Linked DNA regions of Homo sapiens: region 1 is linked to region 2. A link is an interaction called in ENCODE POLR2A ChIA-PET data of the cell type or tissue named here. Cell type or tissue: A673. All regions are shown on one strand. Each heading gives the region's core, and the rest is flanking DNA. Links, peaks and the distances in the headings are about the cores only. Region 1 overlaps SASH1 (SAM and SH3 domain containing 1). Region 2 has its middle 270 kb from the start of SAMD5.

What was found. Peaks named below come from ENCODE experiments on the same cell type or tissue, not always from the same donor. Only the 100,000 strongest peaks of a DNase experiment are listed, where the experiment ranks them.
Region 1: POLR2A ChIA-PET joins it to region 2 with 21 read pairs; 1 of 35 experiments calls an interaction of 5 or more read pairs at or near these places.

Annotation. Positions count from the first base shown.
Region 1 is chr6:148,419,135-148,436,036 of GRCh38, reverse strand. The region is part of intron 2 of SASH1 (SAM and SH3 domain containing 1); the gene reads right to left. Among named protein-coding and RNA genes, the nearest start is that of SASH1, 85 kb to the right of the region's middle. In A673, for the core only: no CTCF peak of the experiment used is centred there; DNase peaks (open chromatin) are centred at 7,306 and 9,256; H3K27ac peaks cover 1,052 bases.
Region 2 is chr6:147,774,625-147,787,027 of GRCh38, reverse strand. It overlaps a transcript of SAMD5 not described here. Among named protein-coding and RNA genes, the nearest start is that of SAMD5, 270 kb to the right of the region's middle. In A673, for the core only: no CTCF peak of the experiment used is centred there; a DNase peak (open chromatin) is centred at 4,437; H3K27ac peaks cover 1,623 bases.

The DNA of each region.
Region 1 (16,902 bases), core at 4,826-12,825, 640 kb before region 2:
CATGAGTTTTCAAAATGAGGAATGGGGTGCAACCATTTATTCATGACAATATCTGGAAGGATTATCTCGTGGCTTTTACAACATTTACTCAAGTATATCTTGGCAATAGTCAGCCTGAATTATCACTTAAGGTCAAAATATTGCACTGTATTAGGCTGCAATGATCATGTCTCTCATTTCAAACCTATGATTATAGAAAATTTTAAATATACAAAAGTAAAGAGAAGAGGATAATAAACTCCCCAATTCCTACTACCCAGCTCCAACAATCAGCAGTTCAGAGTTGATTTTGTTTCCTCTATACCTTTACTGTTACTTCATGTTCATCTCATTTTACTTTGAAGAAAATCCCAGACATCAAATCATGAAATATCACCATTTCTAAGTTAAGAATTAGCTATCAGAGTTCCTTAACTGTTGCTCAATCTTGAGCACGTGGCTCAACCACCAAGAATTTGACTCCTTCCTGGTACTGGAGGACTTTCTTTGGTCATAAGGAAAAATCGTATTTATGAAATTTAGATACTCCATCTAAATGTTGCAAAGGGACATGAAGAAATGCATTCTGAAGTTGAATGTAACTTTAGAGTTTATTAGAAAAGTATTCACTATTGTTTCCTAAGTGTAAATATACTATCCTTTTTTTTTTTTTTTTTTTGAGTCAGAGTCTGGCTCTGTCTCCCAGGCTGGAGCGCAATGGCACGATCTTCGGCTTACTGCAACCTCCACCTCCCAGGTTCAAGTGATTCTCCTGCCTCAGCCTCTCAAGCAGCTGGGATTACAGGTACCCACCACCACGCCCAGATAATTTTTGTATTTTTAGTAGAGATGGGGTTTCACCATATTGGCCAGGCTGGTCTCTTGGCCAGACTGGTCTCCAACTTCCGACCTCGGGATCCATCCACTTCGGCCTCCCAAAATGCTAGGATTACAGGCATGAGCCACCTCACCTAGCAATGCTTTCAATATTTTTTTCTTATTTCCTCACCCCCTCCAATAGAGACAAGTCTCGTTATGTTGGCCAGGCTGGTCTTGAACTCCTGGCCTCAAGCAATCCTTCCACCTCAGCCTCTAAAAGTGCTGGGATTACAGGCATAAGCCCCTGCACCTGGCTACATCCTTTAAAATTTCTGAATATGATATGCACATAAACTTTGCTTGGAAAAAGCATATTCTACGCAGAATTTAATGAGAAATTACTCCTCAGAATGACCTGGGAGAGCCACACAACACTGGTGGCTGAACTTGAACCTTAAGTGAGGGCATTATAACTTAGTTTGAAATGTTTTAAATACATTAAAAAAAGAAAGTGAATTGTGAATTTTTTCTGTGGCTGGTGAGGTGAGAAGATTTTGAAATTTGACCTATAGATTGAATTGTTCATCATTAAGTCACATATGGATACCTTAGTTAAGAATGACAAATCTCATTAACATTACAAACTCTTAAAGAAACCATCCCAAGTTAAGTGTAACAGTGAAAACTAAACACAAATACAAATATATCCCAACATGAACGCATGCATGTTTGTTCATATATGAATGTGTGCACATAGAGGAAAAAAAACGCTGAGAGTATATCTCACTGAATTTTTTTACAAGCATGTAGTCTTGCATTACTTTTTTCTAAAGATGAAAGATTAGCTTAAAAATACGATCTCCAGGCCGCGCACGGTGGCTCATGCCTGTAATCCCAGCACTTTGGGAGGCTGAGGCAGGCAGATCACGAGGTCAGGAGATTGAGACCACCCTGGCTAACACGGTGAAACCCCATCTCTACTAAAATACAAAAAATTAGCCTGGCGTGGTGGCGGGCGCCTGTAGTCCCAGCTACTCGGGAGGCTGAGGCAGGAGAATGGCATGAACTCAGGAGGCAGAGCTTGCAGTGAGCCAAGATTGCGCCACTGCACTCCAGCCTGGGGGACAGTGCAAGCCTCCGTCTCAAAAAAAAAAAAAAAAAAAAAAAAAAAAAAATCTCCAGTTCCCCTATGTTTTTAAATTATCTACATATGTATGTCTATAAATGCAGAAGAAAATATCTAAAAGAATTCTACACGCCAATGGTTACTTCTCAATTTATAACCTTTTTCAATTACTTTAATATATTTTTAAAACATAATAAAAGATATATATAACAAATTCCTTTTGTAATAAAAAGTATACATATACAAATTATTCATATATTTTTTAAAACTTAATAAAAGTCCCCAAAGTTAACTCTGATAACAATTTAAGAATGACAAATCTCATTAACATTACAAACTCTTAAAGAAACCCTCCCAAGTTAAGTGTAACAATTAAGTCCAACAATTAAGCTAAAAAGCTACCTAAGAAATGTTAAAACAGGCCGGGCATGGTGGCTCACCAGCACTTTGGGAAGCTGAGGCGGGCGGATCACGAGATCAGTAGTTCAAGACCAGCCTGGCCAACATACTGAAACCCTGTCTCTACTGAAAATACAAAAATAAGCCAGGTGTGAAGGCACACACCTGTAGTCCCAGCTACTCAGGACACTGAGGCATGGGAATGGCTTGAACTGGGAGGCAGGGGTTGCAGTGAGCAGAGATCACGCCACTGCACTCCACCCTGGGCGACAAAGAGAGACTCCGTCTCAAAAAAAAAAAAAAAAAAGAAAAAAGAAACAAAAGTATTAATACTTTATTTCTCTAGTTAGGTCATGGCTAGTATTGAAATATTTTCTTGATGTGTTAAAATTTGTATATTTTATTATTAATAGAGAAGGACCATGCTGAAATGATTTCATATTCATACTTTGACTAAAAGAGGCTCCGCTATAGTATGGTATAGTTAAAAAGAAAAATGAATCAGGTGATCAAAAATCTTACTGGGGAGAAAAACCTCAAATGCATTTATTGTCAGATTGGACAATTTGTAGAAAAAATAGTTCCACAAACATTTATTGTATCTAATACAGAAGCTAAAAAAATAAATAAATCCAACAACAAAAGCAAAACCCAAGTATTGCAAGATGAAATCAGTAGTTTGCCAAAACCAAAACCGAAACAAATGTGTACCTGTGTGTGCTTTCACCTGCTTGTGTATGTATACACACACACATCTACAGCCACACTAAAAGGGACTAGGTCAAATACAAAACTAAGTCTCTGACCCTAAATGATGACATTCTGGCTTTAGGAGCTACATCCCATTGTGCAAAATACCAGACTCAAAAACCCACCCAGGGCAGAATTAGATCCTGGAAAACAAATATCATGCCCTCATCCCCACTCCCACTTTGTCTCCACCTTCCTGTGGAAATCCACACGTTCCTCCTCCCTTAATGCTGCCAAGGCTGCAAGCCAAATGAACTTCACAGCTGGAAAAGCAGGAGGGACAAATCCCCCTTCTGTTCCAAAAATGGAGAGGAAGAATACCAGGCGCCCACCAGCTCAGCTCAGTGCCAAGTTCTCCTCCTCCACACTAGGTACAGGAAGGAGGAGGTGGAAAAAGCCAGAGGCGATCGGATGCTTAGCCACATGCAGCTAAAAGTAAAATGCCACATGCTACTACTGATGCATGCAATTAATGGAAGGACCCAAGCTCTGAACTGCTGTGGAAAGTTGCTGCCGGTCACAGATTTACGTTTTTTTTATCACTTTACAAGAAGGCTGTAGAGTTGTGGTATCTCCCAGTTGGCAAACTACATTATATGTGTTCTTCACCGGAGAGATCCTTACCAAGTAACAGATAAACCAGAAGAACAGAAACTTCCAGATAAACTCTACTTAAAAATGTATATATTGCTCAGGCGTGGGGGCTCACGCCTATAATCCCAGCACTTTGGGAGGCCGAGGCAGGCAGATCACCTGAGGTCGGGAGTTTGAGACCAGCCTAACCAACATGGAGAAACCCCATCTCTACGAAAAACACAAAATTAGCCCAGCGTGGTGGCACAGGCCTGTAATCTCAGCTGCTTGGGAGGCTGAGGCATCAGAATCGCTTGAACCCAGGAGGCAGACATTGCTGTGAGCCGAGATTGCGTCACTGCACTCCACCTGGGCAACAAGAGTGAAATTCAGTCTCAAAAAAAAAAAAAAAAATTATATTACTTTGTACACTATCTAGTCTTGGCTTTTATTTGGTTTCCTGCTTATGACAAATGGGTCCATATGATCAGATTCAAGTAGGTTATTTCTCACCTTTTAAAGGAGGCCCCTTTCTCCATGTTTTAAACCTAAAAATACCATCACGTCTTTATTTTTATTGAAAATTCAAAGAGACTCTAACTATTTGCAAAGTTCTGGGAGTCCAAGCGTTGACTCCATGACCTGCTGGCTGCTGTTTAACCTTTCAGTCCTGGCTGACCTGTCTCAGACGAACCAGCCGTCCCACTAGATGAGCTCCAGCAGTCAACACATGGACTAGTGCAGGGCGGTCAGGCATGTAGATCCCAGGGCAACCTGAAAGTCAACATTCTCACCCTTGCCAGGAAATCATTCCACTCTTGTCTGACTTCTCTATTCCAGTCAATTCATGGAACATGTGTCGATTTTACCAGGACTTAAAATTCAACATTGTCAGCCAGGCGTGATGGCTTATACCTATAATCCAGCACTTTGGGAGGTTGAGGTGGGTGGATCATCTGAGGTCATGAGTTTGAGACCAGCCTGGCCAACATGGTGAAACCCTATCTCTTCTAAAAATACAATAATTAGCCGGGCGTGGAGGCCGGCATCTGTAGTCCCAGCCACTAGGGAGGCTAAGGCAGGAGAATGGCTTGAACCCGGGAGGAGGAGGTTGCAGTGAGCCGAGATCGTGCCACTGCACCCCAGCCTGGGCGACAGAGTGACTCCGTCTCAAAAAAAAAAAAAATCTATTGTCTTAGGAGTCTTCTCACTCCCCACTAAATCAGCTGCCCAAAGCTACTGCTTTTCTCTTCCCAAGGTTTCTGGCATCCATCCAGTGAATCCATTCCACTTGTAGTCCTTCGCCTCACAGCTACCTGGGCTACCAGCATACGGCTGCATGGAAAGTACTGTCAGCTGGGAGACTGGAGTCCAGTTCTGCTCCCTGCTGTAGTGTAACCTTTAGAACCTGTTTTGTTTGGTTTGGTTTTTCCAATGGCAACAAACGGCAAATGGACCACTTGATAATCTTTAGGGTCCTTTTTTACTCTAAAAGGGCTATAAGTGGTGTCATGCCCCTCTAATCACTATTGTCAACTCCATCTTCTGGAAATAGTACTCTGTGTCTCTGCTATTCAAAATGTGATTTGTGGACCATCTGCATCAGCATCACCTGGGAACCTGCTATACATCCAGTCATGGTCCCATCCCAGACCTCCTGAATCAAAATCTGCAATTTGCCAAAATTCCCCAGTGATGTGTATTGTTTGAGAAACTCACTGCTTCTGTGTCACTTCTCTCTTCCAAAATCTTTCCTGGAGGCAGGGTGCAGTGGCTCAAGCCTGTAATCCTAACACTCTGGGAGGCCAAGGCGGGTGGATCGCTTGAGGTCAGGAGTTTGAGACCAGCCTGGCCAACAGGGTGAAACCTCATCTCCACTAAAAATACAAATATTAGCCAGGCATGGTGGCATGCGCCTATAATCCCAGCTACTTGGGAGGCCAAGGCAGGAGAATCGCTTGAACCCAGGAGGCGAAGGCTGCAGCAAGCTGAGATGGCGCCACTGCACTCCAGCCTGGGTGACAGAGCGAGACTCTGACTAAAACAAAACGAAATCCACAAAATCTTTCATGGAAACACAATACTGACAGGATGAAGTCCACGTTTCAGAAGAAGAAGCCCCCTTCACCAAATAGCCTGATCATAAACCCTCTTAGTGAACAGTTACCATGTCCTCTGCTCCCTGAGTGCAGACTGAGCCTGGTGTCTCACTTCTGCTTATGCTACCTAGAGTGCTTCTCCTTTCTATCCATCCAAATCCTACTCATCCTTTAGCTCCAATCCCAATACGCTCTCCTATTTAACCTTCTCTGCCCACTTGGGCCTTAAATGATATCCCTGAGTATGGGCACACCAATGACTAGCCACATCACTTATTCATTAAATGTACCTATGGGTAGCGACTCTTCTACTCACTTACTGGTTTTCCTCAACTAGACTGTAAATGGCCTTCCAATAAATTCCTGTTGAAATTCATTGTATGCCACCACAATCCATCAAAATCTATTTACTTAGCATTTACTATCTGCCAGGACATCCCCTTGAGAATGTTACTTTCTACAGCCTTGCACAGGCTCCCTGTACAAGGGAGTACTACTGGGAATCTATTGATTTTTTTGTTTGTTTGTTTGTTTTTGTTTTTTTTTAAAGAGATGGGATCTTGCTCTGTCGCCCAGGCTGGAGTACCGTGGTGTGACCATAGCTCGCTACAGCCTTGACCTCCTAAACTCAAGTGATCCTCCCGCCTGAGGCTCCCAAGCAGCTGGGGCTGTGGGTATACACCACCATGCCTAATTTATTTTTTTTAGAGATGGAGTCTTGCTATGTTGGCCAGGCTGGTCTCAAACTCCTGGCCTCAAGCAAACCTCCCACCTCAGCCTCCCAAAATGATGGGATTAGAAGTGTGAACAACTGTCCTAGGCCTGGTTTGTTTAAATTGGATCACTTTGCCAATAAGCCTGACTCTTTTTTCCTTCCTCTTTTTTTTTTTTTTTTTTTTTTTTTTTAAGAGACAGGGTCTTGCTCTGTCACCCAGGCCTAGGTTGGAGTGCAGTCATAGTCCACTGCAGCCTTGACCTCCCAGGCTCAAGCAATCCTCCTGCCTCAGCCTCCTGGATAGCTGGGACTACAGGTATGTGCTACCATGCCCAGCTTCCTTCCTTTAATTTGTGTTTGCAATTTTACTGCATGGGATGTGTATTTTCATGTTTTTATTTAAGATTTACTTTTGGATTGCAGAGTTACACTAGGAAGCAAAAATAATTCAACAAATATTTAAGATCTACAACCTAGATACATAAGAACTTAAAACAGAATGTTGTAATGTTTAATCACTTTTAGGTAAAAATCAGTAGTGGCCTGTCAGTTTCTTCATCCATACCTAACTCTTCAGCTTTTCATGTCTCATTTCACCCGTATTGCTCGAGGTATAGCAGAAGATGTTAGTCATTGTTCTGGACCCCCATAAGCTCTTGGCCTGGTATAAGAAATTTTCTTCCGAGTGAAACTGAAGGAAAAGTACTCTCATCCCATCATATCAAAGAAGAAAGGTTCTAAGGGGGAAATTTTTATTTCACAGCTGAAGAATTCTATTCCACTAACTGCAACCTTTAAGTCTCACCATAATTAAGGGATCAGTGAATTTCTGCAAGCTTTCATAAGAAAGAAACCTGAAGTGGCAATTTCCACCCAGCCATTAGTGCTCTCTGTTAAAATAATTGAGCCTTTTGCTGTATTAGTTTATATTCTCTTTTTTTTTTTTTGAGATAAAGTTTCACTCTTGTGGCTCTGGCTGGAGTGCAGTGGCGCCATCTCAGCTCACTGCAACCTCCGCCTCTCAGGTTCAAGCAATTCTCCTCCCTCAGCCTCCCGAGTAGCTGGGATTACAGATGTGTACCACCACACCTAGCTAATTTTTGTATTTTTAGTAGAGATGGTTTCACCATGTTGGCCAGGCTGTCGCGAACTCTTAACCTCAAGTTAAGATCCGCCTGCCTTGGCCTCCCAAAGTGCTGGGATTACAGGCATGAGCCACCGCACCCGGCCTGATAGTTTATATTCTGCAGTTATTAGTTACTTATTTATTTAGGCCTCACCACGTTCCAGAAAATGACTTAAGATGGCTAAGTAACTTAGTTCAGTGTTACATGATAAAAGTAAAAAGCTAAAGAGCTAATTAATTTATATGACACAAATAGCAGAGGGAACAAGACTACAAAGTAGAGTAGGCCCAGGGATTCAGTTAGTTCATAAAAGGTGAGCCATGGGATGCTACAGTACAGACAGACAACATGATCAGTTACGAGATGGATGTTACTATACTTTTATGTCTTAAGGTAGCCATAGGAAAATGGCTCTTTCTCTGAGTAAAAATTTCTCCTCTGGCTTCTGGCAGAGATAACACACTATTACTCTGAAAGATACCACATGGAAAATTCCTGAAGAAGTCACCTTGCTCTGGAAATGCTTTCACATTGGGCAAAGCTGAAATTAGGTCTGAGATCCCCGAATGAAAGCGGAGGAGCATACCAAGGGGGCCTCCCTGAGGTCCACACTCCCGTACCCATTCAGAGGAGACAAGAAGTACCCAGGGCAGGAACAGAAATCAGTCTGGGAAGACAGGAGGGTAAGTTCCACCATCTTGAAGCATGGCTGTGCTAAAATACATCAGAGTTGAATTGGTTAAATTCAGGAGTAATTTGAATCTAAGAGGGTCAAGCTTGGTGCTCCCACACCTCATGTCAAACAAGGCGTATACTGCTTTAATGTCTAAACTGTCTTTGTTTAAAACTATGTACTAGATCGTTTAAGCTACAACTTTACCAATGTTGAGTGCATACCACATACCAAGCATTTTGCATGGAGATAAGAATAAGATCTACACACCACAATGTGGCAATGGATCACTTCAATAAGATGTGAGTGTTGTGTTAGAAGAATGCACCTTTTACAGTGTACAAAACACCAGAGTGTCATGTTATATAAATGTAATCATTAAAAGACACAGTGTCCATGAAGACATTTTAGTTATCCTAAAAAACAAATCCAACAAGTTCTATAATTCAATTTTTCATTCTACTAGCAGGACTTGGCATATCCACACTATAATCCACCCCCTGGGTGAATTTCCCAGGGGTAAAGACCATGATATCTGGCCATTCTAGATGGTAGTGGCTATCCCCAGAATCCTCTCACCCTCCCTGTTCTCATCCCATGCTCACTAAGTGATCTCCTTTGCTTTTTTGAGACAGAGTCTCACTCTGTTGCCCAAGCTGGAGTGCAGTGTGCAGTGGCACAATCTCAGCTCACTGCAACCTCTGCCTCCTGGGTTCAAGTGATTCCCCTGCCTCAGCCACCCGAGTAGCTGAGATTATAGGCACGCACCACCCACACTGAGCATGTATATATATATTGTATTTTTAATAGAGATGGGGTTTTGCCATGCTGACCAGGCTGGTCTCAAACTCCTGGTCTCAAGTGACCAGCCGCCTCAGCCTCCCAAAGTGCTGGGATTACCCGTGTGAGCCACCGTGCCCGACCACTAAGTGATCTTCTGAGTACATCCAGTTGCTCACTGGGATTGACTAACATAAGACAAAAGTGACAGGAAGCACTACATAAGCTCATTTCCTTTTGCTTTCTCTGTTTTTTTCCATCTCCTCTTTCATCTAATCATTCCATCATTTTAAAAATAGTTACTGAGCCCATAAGTCAACGAGGATAAAACAGTGAAACAGACACGCACCACTTCAGTGGGGTTTCCATCTAGTGAATTCTTAAGTCACTCACTTTGCATTTCAACTCTAAGCCACAGGTACAACACTCCTTCTGTTCGGGCACCAGGCACATGACATCTGGGTAACTCTGCTCAGCTCTGGATGCCACATTTCCCGGGGACAATGGAAACCAGAGCACCTTCACTAGAATGGTGTCTGGAAATGGTATCAAATACTCAGGATCAATTGGAGGAAGCAGGGCTGTTTACACAGAGAAGGGAAGAAAAATATAAACATGGGAAAGCCTTCCAGGGAGCAGGGAACTGCCCAGTGCAGAGCTGTCCGACCCCTTTCCCCACAGCGGTCCCCTGACAATGAGAGCGCACTGCACACTAGGAGAAACTGAGAAAATTTTAAATGGAAAAAAAAGTATTATTATTTTTATTTATTTATTTATTTATTTTGAGATGGAGTTTCACTGTTGTTGCCCAGGCTAAAAGAGTGCAGTGGCACGATCTCGGCTCACTGCAGCCTCCGCCTCCCAGGTTCAAGCCATTCTGCTGCCTCAGCCTCCCCAGTAGCTGGGATTACAGGCGTGTGCCACCACACCCAGCTAACTTTTGTATTTTTAATAGAGACCAGGTTTCACCATGTTGGCCAGGCTAGTCTCGAACTCCTGACCTCAGGTGATCTGCCCGCCTTGGCATCTCAAAGTGCTGGGATTACAGGTATGCGCCACCACGCCTGGCCAGAAGTATTCTTTTAAAGTAATACCTAATGACCATTGAGAAAATAAAATCAGGCCAGACACAGTGGCTCACGGAGGCTGAGGCAGGAGAATCACTTGACCCTAGGAGGCAGAGGTTGCCGTGAGCCAAGATTGTGCCATTGCATTCCAGCCTGGGGGACACAGGGGGACAGGGAAAAAAAAAAAGGAGGAGGGGGAGGGGAAGGGAGAGGGGGATGGGAGGGGAGAAGGGGAGGGGAGGGGAGGGGAAAGAGAAAAAATCAGAGTATTAGTGAAGATATTAAATATCGAATTGACATAATACTTTTAAATAAAATATTTTCCAATTTTTTCAAGAATGTTGAGCTTACTTCTTTGAAAATAATTGTCTTTGAAATAACTGTCTATATGCTTGAAAGAACTATATGCCATTCCAGATCAAGATGTTTAATGATGATCTCTTGATGTTCTTGTTGGTTATTAGTAACAAGAAGTTTTACTCAAACTAAGAGGTAAAAATTGTTTTAACCTTTTTTACAACCATTTTAAATTTATTAAGCATTTTACAGCCAACAGAAATACGGCAATTTCTATTTCAAGAATGTAAAAGCACCTTATTTCATTAACAGACACAGTGAAATCTCTTATGAAAACATAACAGATTTTAAATCTAGTTTAATTTTTCAATTAGGTACTACAATATACTGACAAAGTTCTTGCGTGCAGCCTTGTGCATGCAGTGTTCATCCTGAAGCTAGCTTGGCCGTGCTGGTCCAGAGCTGCCTCCCACCACATCTGACCACTGCACCTTGGACTCCATGCCTGAAGCTTCAATTCATCTCTTCCATGAGCTTCAGGGACCCTTGACCATGATGACCAAGTATGCCGCTGAAGTACACATCACCCATCCTGTGTACTGCTCATGGGAATCACTTACACCGCTCTGCCCTGGGACCATGTTCCAATAAGCCCTGTCAGCGGTTCTCAAACTTAGTGCCTTGCAATCCCTGGAGGGCTTCTTAAACACAGATTGCTGGGTCCTACCCAAGAGTTTCATCTGCATTTTTACCAAGTTCCCAGGTGACACTGATGCTACAGGCTGAGGAGCCACACTTTGAGAACTACTGGTCCAAAGAAGGCTGCTCAGAGCTGCTTCTAGTCAGATTCAGTGGCCTGCAGGTGAAGGGGTAGGTGTATCTGGAGCCCCACCTGAAGTCTGGCCTGGTTTTCAGTGCTCTAAAAGGGATGATCAAGACTAAGGATTTTAAAGTTAAGAGGAGGCTGGACTCAGTGGCTCACACCAGTAAACCCAGTGCTTTGGGAGGCCCAGGCAGGAAGATCCTTAGAGGCCAGGAGTTAGAGGTTACAGTGAGTTATGATTGCACCACGGCACTCCAGCCTGGGCAAACAGAACAAGCCCCATCTGGCCGGATATGGTGGCTCACGCCTGTAACCCCAGAACTTTGGGAGGCCAAGGTGGGCGGACAACTTGAGGTCAGGAGTTTGAGACCAGCATGCCAACATGGTGAAACCCCGTCTCTACTAAAGATATAAAAATTGATCAGGCATGGTAGCACATGCCTGTAATACTAAGTACTTGGGAGGCTGAGGCAGGAGAATCACTTGAACCCACAGTAAGCTGAGATTGCGCCACCGCACTCCAGCCTGGGTGACAGAGCGAGACCCTGTCCCACCTCCCCCCCCCAAAAAAAAAAAAGAAGAAGAACAAGACACCGTCTCTAAAAGAAAAAAAATTTTTTAAAAGACAAAGATGGACTCACCATCATTTTATTAAAAAGGATGGGGGAGGAGGGCAAGCAGAGCCAGGTGTCCAACAATAGAATAAATTACTTACAACATGTGGAAACCACATCAATGGAGCATTCAAGCTTGACTGCAGGACTGTCTGCTGTCTGGGATGGGGATTTTTTTTTTTTTTCTTCAGAAACTGGTCAGACCTCTGACCGACTACTATAATTCCACTACTTGATTGGAGTGTAATCATTGGAAATGAAATTAAGTTATTGTGGTATAATTTATCGTTTACATGAGTTTTTTTTAATGGGAGAAGGAACTGCAAGTTCTAGCCCAATCACTCAAACATTTGAAACAGACGACCTTCCAAAGTTGGCAACAGCCTACAACTGAACAAACATTTATGTCTTCATCTATTCAACGAGTGTTTCCTGACCAGTTTGTACTCAGTTGACGTGCTGGGTACTGGCAGTATAAAAAAACAGTCACTGACCTTCAAGAGCTCGCAGTTAAGCAAGAGAAACAGTAACTGAGAATATAAAAAATTAAAGGCTTTCATGTTATCATATAAATAACGTCGGAACTGATTAGTATGCAGATTGGGTGACTGAATAAGGGATTTACAAAATTATGCAGCCTGATCAAACAGGAGGTGCTAAATTTGAATGGTTCCTCTAATAGATCAGCTCACATTTTGTACTAATGAAGTGTCACTATTATTGTTGTCTTTGCTATTGTAAAATCATGTGGTGCTATCATGACATTTAACCACTTTCTCATTCTCTGAACCATATTTTCTAACCATCTTTAAATATTGTGTAACCATCTTTAAAAAGCTCCAGAATCAATTGCAAGCCAATACATTCTGAAATCATCAGCCACAAATTTGCTTTTAAAATAAATAAACTTTTGACTTAGTCATGTTGTATAATGATGTAACACATTAAAAAACACATGGGGCTGGGCGCGGTGGCTCACGCCTGTAATCCCAACACTTTGGGAGGCTGAGGCAGGCGGATCACAAGGTCAAGAGATGGAGACCATCCTGGCCAACATGGTGAAACCCTGTCTCTAATAAAAATACAAAAATTAGCTGGGCGTGGTGGCGTGCGCCTGTAGTCCCAGCTACTCGGGAGGCTGAGGCAGGAGAATCGCTTGAACCTGGGAGGCAGAGGTTGCAGTAAGCCGAGATCACGCCACTGCACTCCAGCCTGGCGACAGAGCGAGACTCCATCTTAAAAACAAACAAACAAACAAACAAACAAAAAACCACACACGGATAGATATCATATTATTTGAGAAAGAAAAGAATTATATAAAAATTGGAATCTCAGAAACAAATGGCAAACTCTAGCCCAGGGCAAACTTTTTATTGGTCTATTATAAATGTTTGCAAAATCAGGTTTATAATGGAAACAGGCGGACAAAGTTCCAATGTAATATACATAAATGACATGTTTCTGTTCTTGTATAGTGATTTTCCTCCCTTCTGAGCATTAATCTTTGAATGACTTACTCTATAAATTATGAAACTTAGTTCAAAAGCAAATGAAATTTAAAATACCCATTTATTGAATGGCAAAAGTGCCACGTTGAAATTACTGTGATTTATCTGTGTCTGTAATGGTTACTACAGCAAACATACTTCATTGCTCAAAATTATTACCTGGTTGCATAGTTTACTGTGGTTTAAACATAAATTTATCTCGCTGTTCAGAACAGCAGCTGTTTGTCAGGGTCATGTTCATTCATCCACAGCCACAAGGCCCAACTTTTTCTTTCTACAACTCTAAAGTGGCACACTGACGTATACACGTAACACTCACTTTCTGGAAACCAATTAAATTCACACGGATCACTGACTACTAATATGGGAGGAGGGGACAAGGTGGAGTACTGTTTATCCAGAACAGAGTTCATCTCCATGCTCACATGCCTGCTTGGACCCCGCATGGTTCTGGCAGCTCAGGCAGAAAGCATAGATTGGCACTATAAAAGCAGCCCTGTCTGCAAAACAAATGGGATTCTTGGGCATTGGTGCTTGTGGGCACTGCCATCACAGTGACTGAGTCATTGCTGCTGTGCCTAGGTAGAGAGATTCTGGTTGAAAAGCCAACCCTTCCTCTATACCAAGAGGAGGGCCTTCTCCTTTCCCTCCTCGTCATTTACCTGGTAGAGAAGTTGGACAAAAATGCATATTCTCCATCTGGAAGAAAATGTGCCACATTATGATAATGGACTAAATGGCTCACTATATAAAAAGTGCTGATAAATAAACAAGAAAGACATTACTTTAAATAGAAAAATGAGCAAATGACTTTAAGAGATGGGTCAGACAAATAAGGATAGAAAAATATGTGTGCTCTTATAAATAACGAGAGCAATATAGTTTAAAAGCACAATAAGATTACTTTCCAAACTGGTAACTTTTTCTCCCTAAATACTGGGAAGTATAAGATAAGAACAGGGCAAGAGTGCTGCTGGTGGGAGTGCAGACTGTAGAACATTTCCAGGTGGTCAACAGTGTTTCAAGAGTCTTTCAAATGTTCCTACTTTTCAGCCTGCTACACTCATATCTAATAATTGGCCCTGGCTGGGCACAGTGGCTCATGCCTGTAATCCCAGCACTTTGGGAGGCCAAGGTGGGTGGATCACCTGAGGTCAGGAGTTCGAGACCAGCCTGGCCAACATGGTCAAACCATGTCTCTACTAAAAATACAAAAATTAGCTGGGCATGGTGGCACAGGCCTGTAGTCCCAGCTACTTGGGAGGCCGAGGCAGGAGAATTGCTTGAACCCGGAGGGTGGAGGATGCAGTGAGCTGAGATTACACCACTGCACTCCAGCCCAGGTAACAGAGCGAGACTCTGTCTCAGAAAAAATAATAAATAAAAATAATTGGCCCTAAGGAGACAGTGAACTCTTAAGGTAAAGATACACATTTAAAGATGTTCATAGTCACTTCCTTCTTTCTTTCTTTTTCTTTCTTTCTTTCTTTCTTTCTTTCTTTCTTTCTTTCTTTCTTTCTTTCTTTCTTTCTTTCTTTCTTCCTTCCTTCCTTCCTTCCTTTCTTCCTTTCTTTTCCTTTCTTTTCTTTTCTTTTCTTTTTTTGGAGACAGGGTCTCACTCTGTCACCCAGACTGGAGTGCAGTGGCGGAATCTCGGCTCATCACAACCTCCGCCTCCCAGGTTCAAGTGATTCTCCTGCCTCAGCCACCCTGAGTAGCTGGGATTACAGGCACGCGCCAACACACCCAGCTAATTTTTGTGTATTTTTAATAGAGACGGGGTTTTGCCATGTTGGCCAGGCTAGTCTCGAACTCCTGACCTCAAATGATCCACCCGCCTCAGCCTCCCAAAGTGCTGGGATTACAGGTGTGAGCCACTGTGCCCAGCCACTTATTTCTATCATAACAAAAAATTGGAAATTGCCTAAATAGTTCAAACTGGGGGACACAAATTATGGTATACTCAAAGACAAAGACAAAGGGTACATAACGATTAAAAAAATAGGGAACAATAATTCATAAGGGAAAGGTATTCCTTAGTGAAGGCTAAGGAGTATGAACAAGCCCACCATATGACTTCAGCATACAGCTTGAAGTCATTGTATATTTTGGTATATGGTATACATATATAAACAGTGGCATGTAAACTCCCTGGGGAAGGAAATTTTGTGTGTTTTCTTCACTGGTGTATCTTCAGGACCCAGCAGAGTGCCTGGCACTTAATAGATACTCAATACTTACAGAACAGATATGTATGTCAGACAAAAGCATGTGGTTATATCTGAGTTGCAAGTGTGAATAGAGGACTTAAGTATCATCCTTATTTTTTTTAAGCCTTCTGAATTTTCTACAATGTATATATACAAATTTTACAGTCGAAAGCAGAACAAAAATGTTTCTGCTTAAAATCGGTTTTTCTTAATGTTATTCCTTCTACAGACCCAGAGTCAGATTTGATCTAAAATTTACATACACACACGCACACTATCAAGATTCTATACCACAACTGGGATATAGAAGGTCCATGACATAGAAGATCTATGTTAACTTTTTAAAATCATATATAACAAACTTCTTTTCTACACATAGATCTTTGCAGGGCACTTGTCATTTAAAGGTACATTATTCAATACGCACACACTTCTTTTTTACTGTATTATATTAATAAGGATTTTTGAAACATCAATAATGCAGAATTTTTCTCACAGAAATTTTGCTTTACTTTCCCTTTTTCTTAAAACACCTTGTTGAACTCTCCTTTCCTGTAGCATGAAAAGGAAGAATTAAAGTATTTTCTTGTTGTCTCTTAACTGGCCTCAATCAGCTAAATACCACCAGGGTGTTAATTACAAAACAGTTATTTCATATAAGGTTATGCATATTACTACATAGAAAATCTCCATGTACACAAACTAAGCCAATTTCCCCCTAGCACATAGCATGTCTTTTTCTCAGGAAAAGCCAACAAGCAAAAACTCAGAAGAGTACAAACAGGAAACCTATTAGGACCTGCTCTCCAAGGGCAGAAAACGGATGGTCTGTAGCAGAGCAGATAAAAGCAGCGAGTCTGAACACAATGATTGATGTGGCTGAGAAACAGGACAGGAGGGCGGACGGCATCCCCAATACTACATGGTCATCTAAAAAGGATGACGTGAACCTAGAGATATGATTGTTATTTAAAGAATAGAGACAATCAAGAGTCTTACATGAGTACCATCAGATCTGTTTTTTAAAGAGCCATAATCCCTATAGGGATACGGCATCAACCTCAAAGTCATCCACATTTTCTCTGTCATGCCCTAAAACAACGTATGCAAATTCAAAGCACTAACACTTGAATTTTTCATTCATTCTATAAAACATAAAGAGAATCCAAAAAGGGTGCTCACCTTTGCCCCAAAACTCCAAGCTAGAATGAGAAACCATTAGCATCCCATCCCAGTACAGATTTTAAATATTCTACCTATACGTTTTGAAAGTTGCTATGAAGACTCTCTTTGAATATTCCAAATTTTAATCACCAGACAAATGGCCTTCACATGTAAATGCT
Region 2 (12,403 bases), core at 140-8,139:
CTGTCATAAATTATTTTTCTCCTCCAATGCACTTTAATGAAATTACTTAATTCTGTATGCAAAGTATTTAACCAAGGTGAAAGACAAATATCCTTGCAAATCTCAAAATTCTAAGAAGTCAATGTGACTGCAGAGTGTGGCTGGTCATGCCTTGTAGTTAAACTATCAAGTCAAACATACTAGAATATTCCAGTACAGCTGATGCTCAAGGAAATACTCCCTCACCCACACCTCTTGCTTTGGAAAAGCTTAAGAAAGAGTGAATGATTTTAAAATAAATTAGAAAACCTGGCAGCAATATGGATAGCATCAAAATGAGCCCAACTCCTGTAATTTAGGACAATCAAATGAAACCATGTCAACCATATGTTAATAGTCTGCTGTTCTCTGCACCTGAGAAAATTTTCCACATCAGCCCCTGTCCTTTAAGTAAGTATAAAGCCAAGGCAAATACATACTTTGACTGATGAAATTCAGAAATGACAAGTTTGCTTCAAGGTCTCTTAACTAGGTATGCACAATATATTCTGAAGCAATGAGAATATTCATCTAACTTTACCACAAGGGAGTATATGAGCTTATATTCGCCTCACAAAATGAAGTTTTGACTTTCCAGATGAATAAATTAGACTGCAGATCACTATGTTCATCCACATGGAAATAACGTCACTATAAAACAAGCTTCCAATGGAAAAAAATAGTGTTTTCCAAGGATAATAGATTATTATGGAATGTTTACAATTAAATAAACAGAAGCATAGGCAATCCATCAAAACTAGGTATTTCACATTTTAGTTGATATAAAGGTCATAAGGCTATTTAAATCTGCAAAAACAATAGTCAGGCACTGGGAGAATATGTTAAAAACAAGAAAGCTAGAGATGAATAGGCTTAGGAGACATTTTGCGGAACTCAAAAGTCTTAGTTTCCTAAAATTTACACTCCAGAGTAAACGGAAAATGTGAAAAAGTGAGCATGCCTTCCTGCTGTAATTACAGCGGGAGATTAAACAGAGTTGAGCAGCAGCTAGGATATTCATATCACCATCACTGCAAGAACCGCCAGGAGAATTCCATGTAGCATGGACTACAATTATGTGGCTAATTCAAGAAGCGATTGTTGTATTTGATTCTCAACTCAGAAATTAGGAATTTATCAAAAGTCATTATCTGGCAGGGATAAAATTAATAATCTCTTGAGATCTTCCTGTAGTAACACTGTTAATAGGCAATGCTTTGTTATTTTCTTCATCATTTGCCTCAGTATCTGGAGAAGTATTTCTTTTAAACCTTAGCATTTATACTTTTTGTCCCTTGTACTCATTAAGCATTCCCTCAAATGTCACCACACTATTTATATATTTAATTTTATGTAAGAATATGGACATAACTGTAAGGCATATGTGCACACTTCTAAAAATCATCTTTCCCATCTAATTCTCACTATCAAAGGGAAGTCTGGGCTGGGGTATTGGCCCAGAAGATTCATGCCTGGAGAATGTCAGAACCAGGGCTGATTGGCGATTTGGCTGGTGTGGCCAGGACTTTGAGAGATTAGACAGAACTAGGAGGGTTTAGGAAGGAAATCAGGTGAATGTCAAAAACCCAGTAAGATGTGGTCCCTACCAAAGGTGATCTAAGCCAAGGGGATCTGATTGGGGGCAGTGGTGGGTAAAGCACAGTGTCGGGGACATCAAGAGCTGGGAAATGGAGCTCGTGACAATGAGGAGGAGTTCTAGGACAGGATTCCAGTTCTGGAAGAAGTGAGGTAAGGAAGGAAGGCACTCTGGCACGGGGAGCCCAACAAGTACTTTTCATTTTCTAACTGGAAGCCAACATGATTCCATAACTGGAGAATAAGAGGTATGTGGGGAGCTTAAAGATTTTTGGATATTTGGGTGGAAGGAATGAGTCAATATGCTCATACCTCTTTTTGAGAAATAAGTAGATATAATTAGAGCATATGGATACAGCAAGGGATCCTTAATTCTCAAATAATCTGGGGCCATAACTTTATAATCTACTTAGAGAATTCATTTAAAATAACAAATATATTATCATTTGATAATATATTTGCTGGTTTAGCATTTGAATGAAATTAACAAGTTAAAAAGGAAGCTTTCACTATCTTTATCACTCTAATTTTAGAAGAGGTTTGTAATTACAGATACAATGCAGTTTGTTTTAGCTAGTGCTATTGACTTTAAATACCAGACTGTGATTCATTTTATTTAATAAAGTTCAGGGGAAAAAAATCAAAGTTTTCATTACCAATTTCCTTCAATCTATAAAAGGAAAGCCACCATCTCATTACAAACTTTGTATTTATTGGAAAGGACTTGGCTTGTGGCTAGTTATCACTGGCATTAGACAGCACCATTTGTATTGTCTTGAAGGAAAAATTCGGAACATTATCTCTAAAATGCAATTTACCGCAGTAATTGCTGCATTTGCAAATTTACCAGGCAGTTTCATGTAAAATATATCAATAAACTTAGTAGGGTCTGGCAGTAAACAAAACATATATTGAGATGTCATGGAGGTTAATAAGAAAATTTTCAGCTTATATGGGAAACAAAACAAATCATAAGATGGTATTATTTGGGCAGATAACCCAGTAAAGCCATAAGTGGGTCAGAACAACCTTTCACATGTGTTTTAGAAAATGATCAGGAAAGCAGAGAGAGAATATTTTTAGAATGGTAAAGTGATTACATGTGTGTGTCATTTAACTAGTCACAGTTGATTATTATGTACAAAGATACCATCCATCTGTGCTTCCTATGGGCTAGAAAAGAAATTAAACATCTTTCAGCTTAAAAAAAAAATTCCCTTAATTTAAGAAAGTTAACTCTGTTTCAAGTGGAAATACCTTTAAAATAATTTTTCTCTTCTACCACCGTTTGCAGGGGTAGGTGGTGGCTCTGAAAGGATTCAGAGACGGTCGAGGCAAAAGAAATGAAAGCAGTAGGATAGAAATCAGTGCTTTCTCATCCATGCCATTGGGTCCATGTAATTCCTCCCTCCTGAACCTGCCATTGCCAGGACAGACCACTCTCTGCCCTGAGGACTCCAATGGCAGGCACAGGTATGGCCCAGAAGACTCGAAGGAGAATTTTATTTCAGATTCCACCTCTTAATCCACTAAGATGCTGTCAATAGCATTGATTCAGTAGCTCGATAGAGAAAATTTGGCAAATCCTAATTCCTAATTTTTCCTAGGAGGAAATGAAGAAAAATACCTCAGTGAAAACACATTCCTGGTAATTAAATCTCATTACAAGCTAACCAGAAAGTGAAGAGGAGAAATATTATAAAAACGTATTTTCTGGCCAGGCATGGTGGCTCACATCTGTAGTCCCAGCACTTTGGGAGGCCCAGAAAGGCAGATCACTTGAGGTCAGGAGTTAGAGACCAGCCTGGTCAACACAGTGAAACCCCGTCTCTACTAAAAATACAACAAAAAAATTAGCCAGGCGTGGTGGTGGGCATCTGTAGCCCCAGCTGCTTGGAAGGCTAAGACAGGAGAATCACTTGAACCCAGGAGGTGGAGGTTGCAGTTAGCCGAGATTGTGCCACTGCACGCTAGCCTGGGCCACAGAGTGAGACTTCATGTCCCCCCGCCCCGACCCCCCGCAAAAAAAAAAAATGTATTTTCAACATTGAAAATTTCACAAAGGAGTAGATTTTAGATCAGGTCTGATGTATTTTGAGGTCCAATGCTGGTTGATGTTCTCGTATATTATTATCATTAATATTTTTAATACCAACAGTGGTTATAACAGCCAGATCCTGAGAATTTTTCAAATTTGAGATCTCACATAGAGAGTATAAGACTTAATAACTGCCATCAAGTAATATTTAGGTCACACAAAACATTGCAATTTCTGCTATGCTTATTGTTTTAAACAAGGAAAACAAAAAATAATATGAAGATTTGTATTATTTATAAAGGGAAATCTTAAAGATACACTAAAATGAGAAGTCCCCAGTCATCACAAGAATTAAACACTCTTTTAATCTTGTTGATTTATTTTAGTATATGATTAAGTTCCATATTTTAGACTTCAATTACAGACACAAAAATCATCTCCCTAAATAACCAGCTAGAATAAAACAGTTCCAACAGACCCTGGATTACAGAAATGCCGAAATACAATGGGAGCATATTACTAGAAAATGATTATTTGTTTAATGCTAGCTCACAATTCATCAGTAAGGGACCATTTTGTGGATCAAGATTTTAATTTTTGAATAAAATGCTTCTTCATAAAATGGTATAATACCTTTTAGACTCTTTTCTTTAAGCTCCAGGAAGTCAGGGCACATGATTTTTAAACAAAGCTTTTGCTCTCTGCCATTAATCCTTCCTGAGTAAGCAAATAAGTAATCCTTTTAATCGCCAGTGCTGATACTACCCTATTGGTGAATCATCAGATAGTCCCCTGCTGACTGCAGGAGAATAATTCCCACAGCCTGGGAGAAGTGCAGGATAAACATCTCCATATAGGATGTCATGGCTGAATTAAAAAGCACTGCACTAGGAGCAGAGATGGATTATGATTTTATTGCATTATAATCCATGGCATCATTAACTTGGATGGCATGTTCATATAGTCATATCCTTCTGTCAAGCTGCCATTGTGTGCAGATAACTGGCAACCATTTATACGGGATAGATGAGAGTGAAGAAAGAATGTATCTGAACGCAACTTTTAAGCATGAAATACTGTGCCTGACAGGAAGTGTTGGAGCTTTGTCATATTCTCTAAGTGGAGCCATTTAAATGAACCTTTTTCAACCTTTAAGCCTAGTACTGAACATATTTATTTTCTTTGACCTCCTACAAAGTATAACTTCTGGTCATTTATTCTTTTTAGTTTTTTTTTTTTTTCCTGATCTCAAGGAACACAGAAAGATTTTATGAAATAGAATGGTTAAACTGGAATGTATTGCACCATCAGCTCCTGGAATGACTTTTTTAAAGAACATACATACGCTTTGGTAATAAAATTAAAACTCACTTCCACTACATATTGTCTACCACTCCATATTGTCCCTTTACCCATCATGATAGATTCTTAAAAATGACAAAACATTCCTTTAATTCCTTTTTGATATCCTGGGAGGCTGAGGACCACCACCACCACAACCACCATCAATTTTATAGTTAATATTTACAGAGCACATATTAAATGGTGGCCCTATTTCCAAGCTGTGTGTGTGTGTGTGTGTGTGTGTGTGTGTGTGTGTGTGCGCACACAAATTATATACATTATATATACAAATTATAATACTATAGTAGATATACTAATATTTTAAATATATACATCCATTTAATCCTAACGTGAATTCTGTGAGGGTGCTTCTGTTATTACCCCTATTTACAGATGAAGAAACTGAGGCTCTGAGCAACTAGGTTCTTGCCCAAGGTCACAGCACTAGAAAGTGGCAGAACTGAACCGGAACTCTGTCAACATTTGGTGGAATAAGGAAAGCTCTGTGAGTTTGCTTCTCAGTAAGATGAACATCATTAAGCTAAATAAGTCACCAGGAGCTTTCAAATGGGTTTCAAATGATGTACCTAGATTTAAGTAAAACAGGAAAGTTTGCTCTTAAGGTCTCAGAGGCAACATTAAATGTAAGGCACATCACCAACCTGGAAAACATATAGTGAGACCCTGTCTCTACAATTTTTTTTTTAAATTAGCCAGGAATGGTGGCACGTCCCTGTAGTTCCAGCTACTCAGAAGGCTGAGGTAGGAGGATCACTTGAGTCTGAGAGGTGGAGACTGCAGTGAGCTGTGATCAAGCCATTGCACTCTAGCTTGGATGACAAAATGAGACCCTGTCTCAAAAAAAAAAAAAACAAATCCAAAACCAAACCAACCATCGAAACAAAAATTTGAGGCAGATGACAAAATTATTTTTCATTGCCTAAAATTAGGACAATTAAAAAACAAAAAAACTAAGAAAACATTGAGTATGTATATTGTATGTGTCTCTCCTTTGCTCTTTGCTGCCCAGCAACACTCAAATTGTATTTTTTTCTTTTCCTGAACTTAAATAATGTGAATTATTTCATTACATGTAACAAAGGCTAAACATATTTTATGAATAACAATGAAGTATCTAAAGAGTATTTGAATAAATCAAAGAATTAGCATGTCAGGCTCAGCAAGGTCTCAAGTCCCAAAACAGGTCATCAAGTTTTAAAAAGTTCAAAAAACAAATTGTTATATTTTTCCATAAGTAGCTTCCACTTTTTAAAAGACATTTATTATATGAAAAAGTTAAATTATTTTTAAATTTTGGTAGCAAATATGTCACTCTAGAAAAATATTAATTAAACCTATCTGAACGTAAGATTTCCCATTTCATTCATGTATAGAAATCAATAATTCCTCAAACATTACTGAGTCAAATGCTTTGGTTTTGAAACACTGATCCATATTTCACTCATGGAATATTTCTTTAAGGAGTTTTAAACTTTAAAATATAATTCAAGAATTAAGTTTATAGGCCCGGTGCAGTGGCTCACGCCTGTAATCCCAACACTTTGGGATGCCAAGATGGGCGGATCACCTGAGGTCAGGAATTCGAGACCAGCCTGGTCAACATGGTGAAATCCTGTCCCTACTAAAAATACAAAAATTAGCCAGGGGTGGTGGCGGGCATCTATAATCCAAGCTACTTGGGAGGCTGAGGCAGGAGAATTGCTTGAACTCAGGAGGCAGACATTGCAGCGAGCCAAGATCACACCACTGTGCTCCAGCCTGGGGGACAGGTGACAGAGCGAGACTCTGTCTTAAAAAAAAAAAAAAGAATTAAGTTATACATTGATGGAAATTCTGAGAGAATCTTTACATCAGGATACTGTGATCTAAGAAAAATAAAATTGAATGAGACAAAACATGCAGAGATGCCTGGCTGGATGTCCAGCTCAGTGGCTGGAATAGCAGGAGCTCAAAAGCTTATTTAATTTGACCTGAATCAGGCTTAAAGTATGTGTTTATATTTTCTATGACTCTTTTATTCTATGAAAATGAAACATTATAAGAAGAGATGTAACAACAACAACAACTAATATCTATCACAATTTATAATTTACTTACTATAGGACTATAGGCCTACTCTATGGAAGCAGGAAGTGCTGAGAGCCTTATATTCCTTTTGCTACTAACAGGGAAGTACTTCACAGTGCCAAAAATTGTCAGAAATGATTTCCTCAAAGCCACACAGCTGGCAAATGCCAGACCTTGAGCCCACATCCATCTTCCCTTCAGTATACATATAGTGCTATCTCTCCAGGAGGAACAAAGAGATAGTGTAATTGTCTTGTGCTGAAAATATTTGAAACCTTCAGCAATTATTTAGTGAGCGTCTATGCCTGTAATCCCAGCTACTTGGAAGGTTTAGGCAGGAGAATCGCTTGAACCCAGGAGGCAGACGTTGCAGTGAGCCGAGATTGTGCCATTGCACTCCAGCCTGGGTGACAGAGTGAGACTCTGTCTCAAAAAAAAAAAAAAAAGGATGACTTCAGGCATTGAGAAGAATGTAGAGCTGCTCAGGGCATTGTTTTGTCTTCAAGGAACTTTCAATAGAATCTCTAATGCTAAGAACATTTTTAAAGTTCTGTGGTCATACTAATACAATTATTTATTATTTATATGTGATCAATTTTTAACTCATAAAATGCATTTCATATTATACTAGCAGCATTTCACCCTCTCTTACTCAGGACAAAATTCTTAGCAAACTAGCAGCAGTTTCAAGGAAAAATAACTGCCTATGAGGAGGGCCTCAACAAAAATGGATTCTATAAAATTAAAAGTAGCCACAGCAAAATAATGTGTGTGTGTATATGTGTAGGTATATATACATATATAAATAAAATAGCAACACTAACTTATTAAGAAGTTTGCTCAATATCCTGTCTCTTAGCAGGAAAGTGTCTAACATGGCAAAAACACTTTCAACTCAAATAGACATGTTTTGGTCACATGATGAGGTAGGATTTATTTGGAAAAAAAAAAAAATCCATTTTCCCCGAAAAAAATCCAAGCGGGCTTCCTGTTTTTAGTTGCTTCATATATAGAGTCTTGATTTCATTGCTTCCTCAGGGGCAGACACTGTATCTTCCACTTATCCTGTACTCATCAATTTTTTTTAGAGAAATCAGTACTCTTTCAGGCAAAGGAGACAAACCAGAAAACATACCAAGTAAGTTCCTGCCCTCACATGATGGTGCAGGATATGAAACTTACATATATATGATGTCAAGTACTCTGAAGAATAGAGCAGATAAGGGAATGGAGAGGGAGGGAGCAGGGGCTGTTTAACTTGGAGAGGTTGTCCTTCTGCAGGTAACATTTGAACCAAGACCCAATCAAAGCTCTGTGTTAATTTTGCAAGTAGAACCAACTTAATTTGCTGGTGTATGTAGAAAGAAAGGAAAAGAGAAAAGGAAGGGATGAATCCAAGGTTTGGAGCCTGAGAACCAGGTAGAATGGAGATGCCATTGACAGATAAGTGCAGTCTGTGGGAGAACCAGGTTCATGGTGGGCAAGGGATGAGGGGCTTGGAATCTGCCTTCGGTTTTGGACATTTTAAGGTTGAGGTGCCTACTGAACATCCAAGTAGAAATGCCCACCAGGCAACAGCAGTGAGAAGCCTAGAGTCTGGCAGGAGGTAGGGGCTAGCAATATACATCAGTATGTCCATGGTATTTAAAGCCAGGGGGCTGGAGGAGATCACCAAAGGGATAGAAATAGATGGGAAAGGGAAGACAGGGAGACTGAGTCCTCAGGTGCTTCAGTGATGACAAGTTTGGAAGACAAGATAGAACTAACGACGAGAACCCCACACCCTCTGGGTTGGCTACTATAAAAAAATAACAATTGTTAGGATGTACAGAAGTTGGAACTCTAGTGCATTGCTGGTAAGAATGTAAAACTGTGAAAAAGTAACTGCGGAAAACAGTTTTGCAGTTCCTTTAAAAAAGTTAAAAATATCATTACCATATGACTGAGTAATTCTACTCCATTTATACATCCACGTCCATATCAGCATTATTAACAATAGCCAAAAGGTGGAAACAACCAAATGTCCATCAAGAGATAAATGGGTAAATATGATGGGCTATATACATACAATGGAATATTTTCAGCCATAAAAAGAAATGAAGTTCTGGTGCATGCTACAACATGGTGAATCTTGAATACATTATACTAAGTGAAATAACCCAGAATGAAACACACAAATATTGTATGATTCCACGTATATGAGGTATCTAGCAAATTTCATAAAGATAGAAGGAGAGGTTACCAAGGGCTGGAAGAAGGAGGAATGGGAAATTATTACTTAAAGGTTACAGTTTCTATTTTAGGTGATAAAAAGTTTTGAAAGTAGACAGTGGGGACTGTTACACAACATTGTGAATGTACTTAATGCCACTGAATTGCACACTTAGAAGGTTAAAATGGTAAACTTCGTGTTGTGTGCATTTTACAACTTTTTTAAAAAAGAGAGCTAAAAGAAGAGACTGAGGAGTGGCAAATGAGGTAGGAAGAAAACCAGGAGAGAGTGGAGGCCAAGCAAATAGTTTCGTGGAAGGAAATAATCAGATGGGTTAAGAACTTCTGAAAGGTCAAGCGAAATGACTGAGAAATGACAGTGGAGTGGGTGGACGGATCAGGAACCCTTATATTATTAACATAATTAAAATAATCCTTGCCCTTGAAAGACTCATTCAGTTTCCATTAACCAATGTCATCGGCACAAATCTTGGTATTATTGGGGCATGATGCGAGTTATAACTAATTGCTGCAGAGTAGCAGAAAGTGCAAGAGAAAAAATGAGAGAGAGAGAAAAAAAAAGTCAAATACTTAGCACAGACACCATTTTTTACTGGGCCTAACATTCATGCTTTTATTCTCTGACCTCACCAGTATGAAATTAATCTATTTTAAAAGAAAATAGGGGACAGGGTGCTGATGGAAACTAATCAATCAAGTTGGGGAGGTGATTAATAGAAGGCAGTCTTGAATGTGCTGCAGGCATATCTACAATGCAGGTTGAGAAGTGGTCATTTTATAGTTCATTACATATCTGTGTGATGTTATTTATTGTTTACTTAAGCAATAGCAATTGAGGCACAGGCCAATTCCTGGGAATTAATGACCCGCTGGGAGAGACCATTACCTTTGGACGTTAACCCCAGTCAGTTCACAGCTTTTCCAGGAAAATCCCTCTGAAAAACTGTTTGTTCTCCATCCCTTGTCACCGCATTTAAAAACAATACTTTAAGTATTCTTGTGATGAAAGGTCATCGAACTATACTAACAGTTCTACACTTTGGAAAGCAACAGTTTCTTTAAGATGGTAGGGGAGAAAAATCTACAAAGACCACCTCTTGATGGCCTTTCTCAGTTCATCCTGCTGTGGACAGCAACCCACAGAATAAAAAAGGAAAACAGAAATGTGAAGAGAGAAACACATTTCCATGTTTCAATGGGCCTATTTTTGAAACCATCATTTTAATTTAAGTATTCTCAGGGCTTGCAGACTCCCAAACATCTCCAAACCAGAGTGCGAAGGAGCTCATAATTCTGCTATTTTTTCTTGGTGAGAGTACAAAGGAAAAAATATAGAAGTTGTTAACAAGAAGAATGCAGTTAAAATACTGGCCCAACTATGAGGTGTAACCTGTAAGCAGCTAGAAAATGGGCTCAGAGTTTGAAATAATTTTTAGGGTTATGTTTGTAAAACTTAAATTCTAGCTTCCTGTCACATTTTCCAAAGCAACTAAATAACCAATATTTCCTGAGCAAGGCATAATCCTGATCATTACCAAGACAATGATTCAGAGCATGTTAAAGCTGGAGAGAAGCTCTGTGGTCCCCAAGGTTAGGAAAAGTAATATCACTTCCCTCAGGACAGATAACTCATATCTTCTCAATGTCTAGTCTATAGTTAACTTTGACTTCAGCTTTGCTGCTACTACTCGGTTTCCAGCACCTATTCTGGACATTTAAAAAATTAAACAACATTTATATTCTGTTTATACACAGTACTGATATAAATGTCTTCTAAATATTAACTAATCAAGTCCTCCTAATAACACTATAAAATATCATTATCGCCATCCCTTTCTCTGTAAGAAGGCAACCAAGGCTGAGAGAGGTTAGGTAACTTGACTTGGATCACACAGCTGGGAAAGTGGAGAAGGGATTTACATTCAGTCTGGCTCCAGAGAAGGTAAACTGGTCAGTACACTCAGCTGCCTCTCTTCCCCAAAGTCCTAGACACTCAAACCAATGATCCTTCTACCACAGTCCTCTGTCTCTTTCTTCTTCCATTTCCCAACTGACTCCTGATCCTCCTTGGGTATCTGATCACCCATACATAAAAGGAGTAAAAGAGAACAGAAGCATTTCCAGACCATTTGAATATGTTGAAACAACTTCCACTGAATTAATATACATTTATTTGATATGCATATTGGGCAGAGGTAAGACAAGGAGAGAAAGTGATCAGAGAAAAGAATAGTGATGTGTGAGTACTAACTCCAGTGATGACATTAATAGTTAACATTACTTTATTAAAAGCTTATCTTAATAAGCTTAGCCTGGTGCTATATAAACACTCTATACTCATGTAGATTATTGCAGGTAATCTTCATGACAACCTTTTGGGTAGATGCTATTTGTATTCTCATTTAACAGATGAGAAAATTGAGGCTTACAGGGGTTAATTAACTTGCCCAGTTCCTGCAGCTAGAAAATGGCAGAGTCAGGATTTGAACCCACATCATCTGACTCCAGTCTGTGATCTACACACCAGGCCTCGCAGGGACCCAGTCAAGGTTCAAGCCTGCCCAGTGAACCTGGGGGACTGAGAAGCACTGACTGACACATAAGCCCGATAAAATCAAATCTCCTTCCCAAGACCCCATCCCCTCCAATTTTACTCCTGAAATATGCCAGGACTATTTAGGCCAGGAGGTCGCCCCCTCCTGGCTTTGTTTAGGGACTTCATTTTGGGCCTTCTTCCATAATCTCAAGGCTTTAAGTAAATGAAAGGAATTGTGTATGTTGGTTGTTTCTATGCCTTTGCATGTTATTTTTAATCATGTGTGTGTGTGAAGAGGAGGTGGGTGTGAAGGGAAGGAGTAGTTTGGTTAAAATTCAACCGTAAAATTGCAAGAAACATCATTAAAATTTATAGTCAGCCCTCCACAACCATGGGTTCCACATCCACAGATTCAACCAACTGTGGTTTGAAAATATTATTTTAAAATCTATAAAAAATAACAATATAACAATAAAAATAATACAAGTAAAAAAAATCCCTCCACTCTTCTACAACCACAGATTCAACCAACTGTAGATTGAAAATATTGT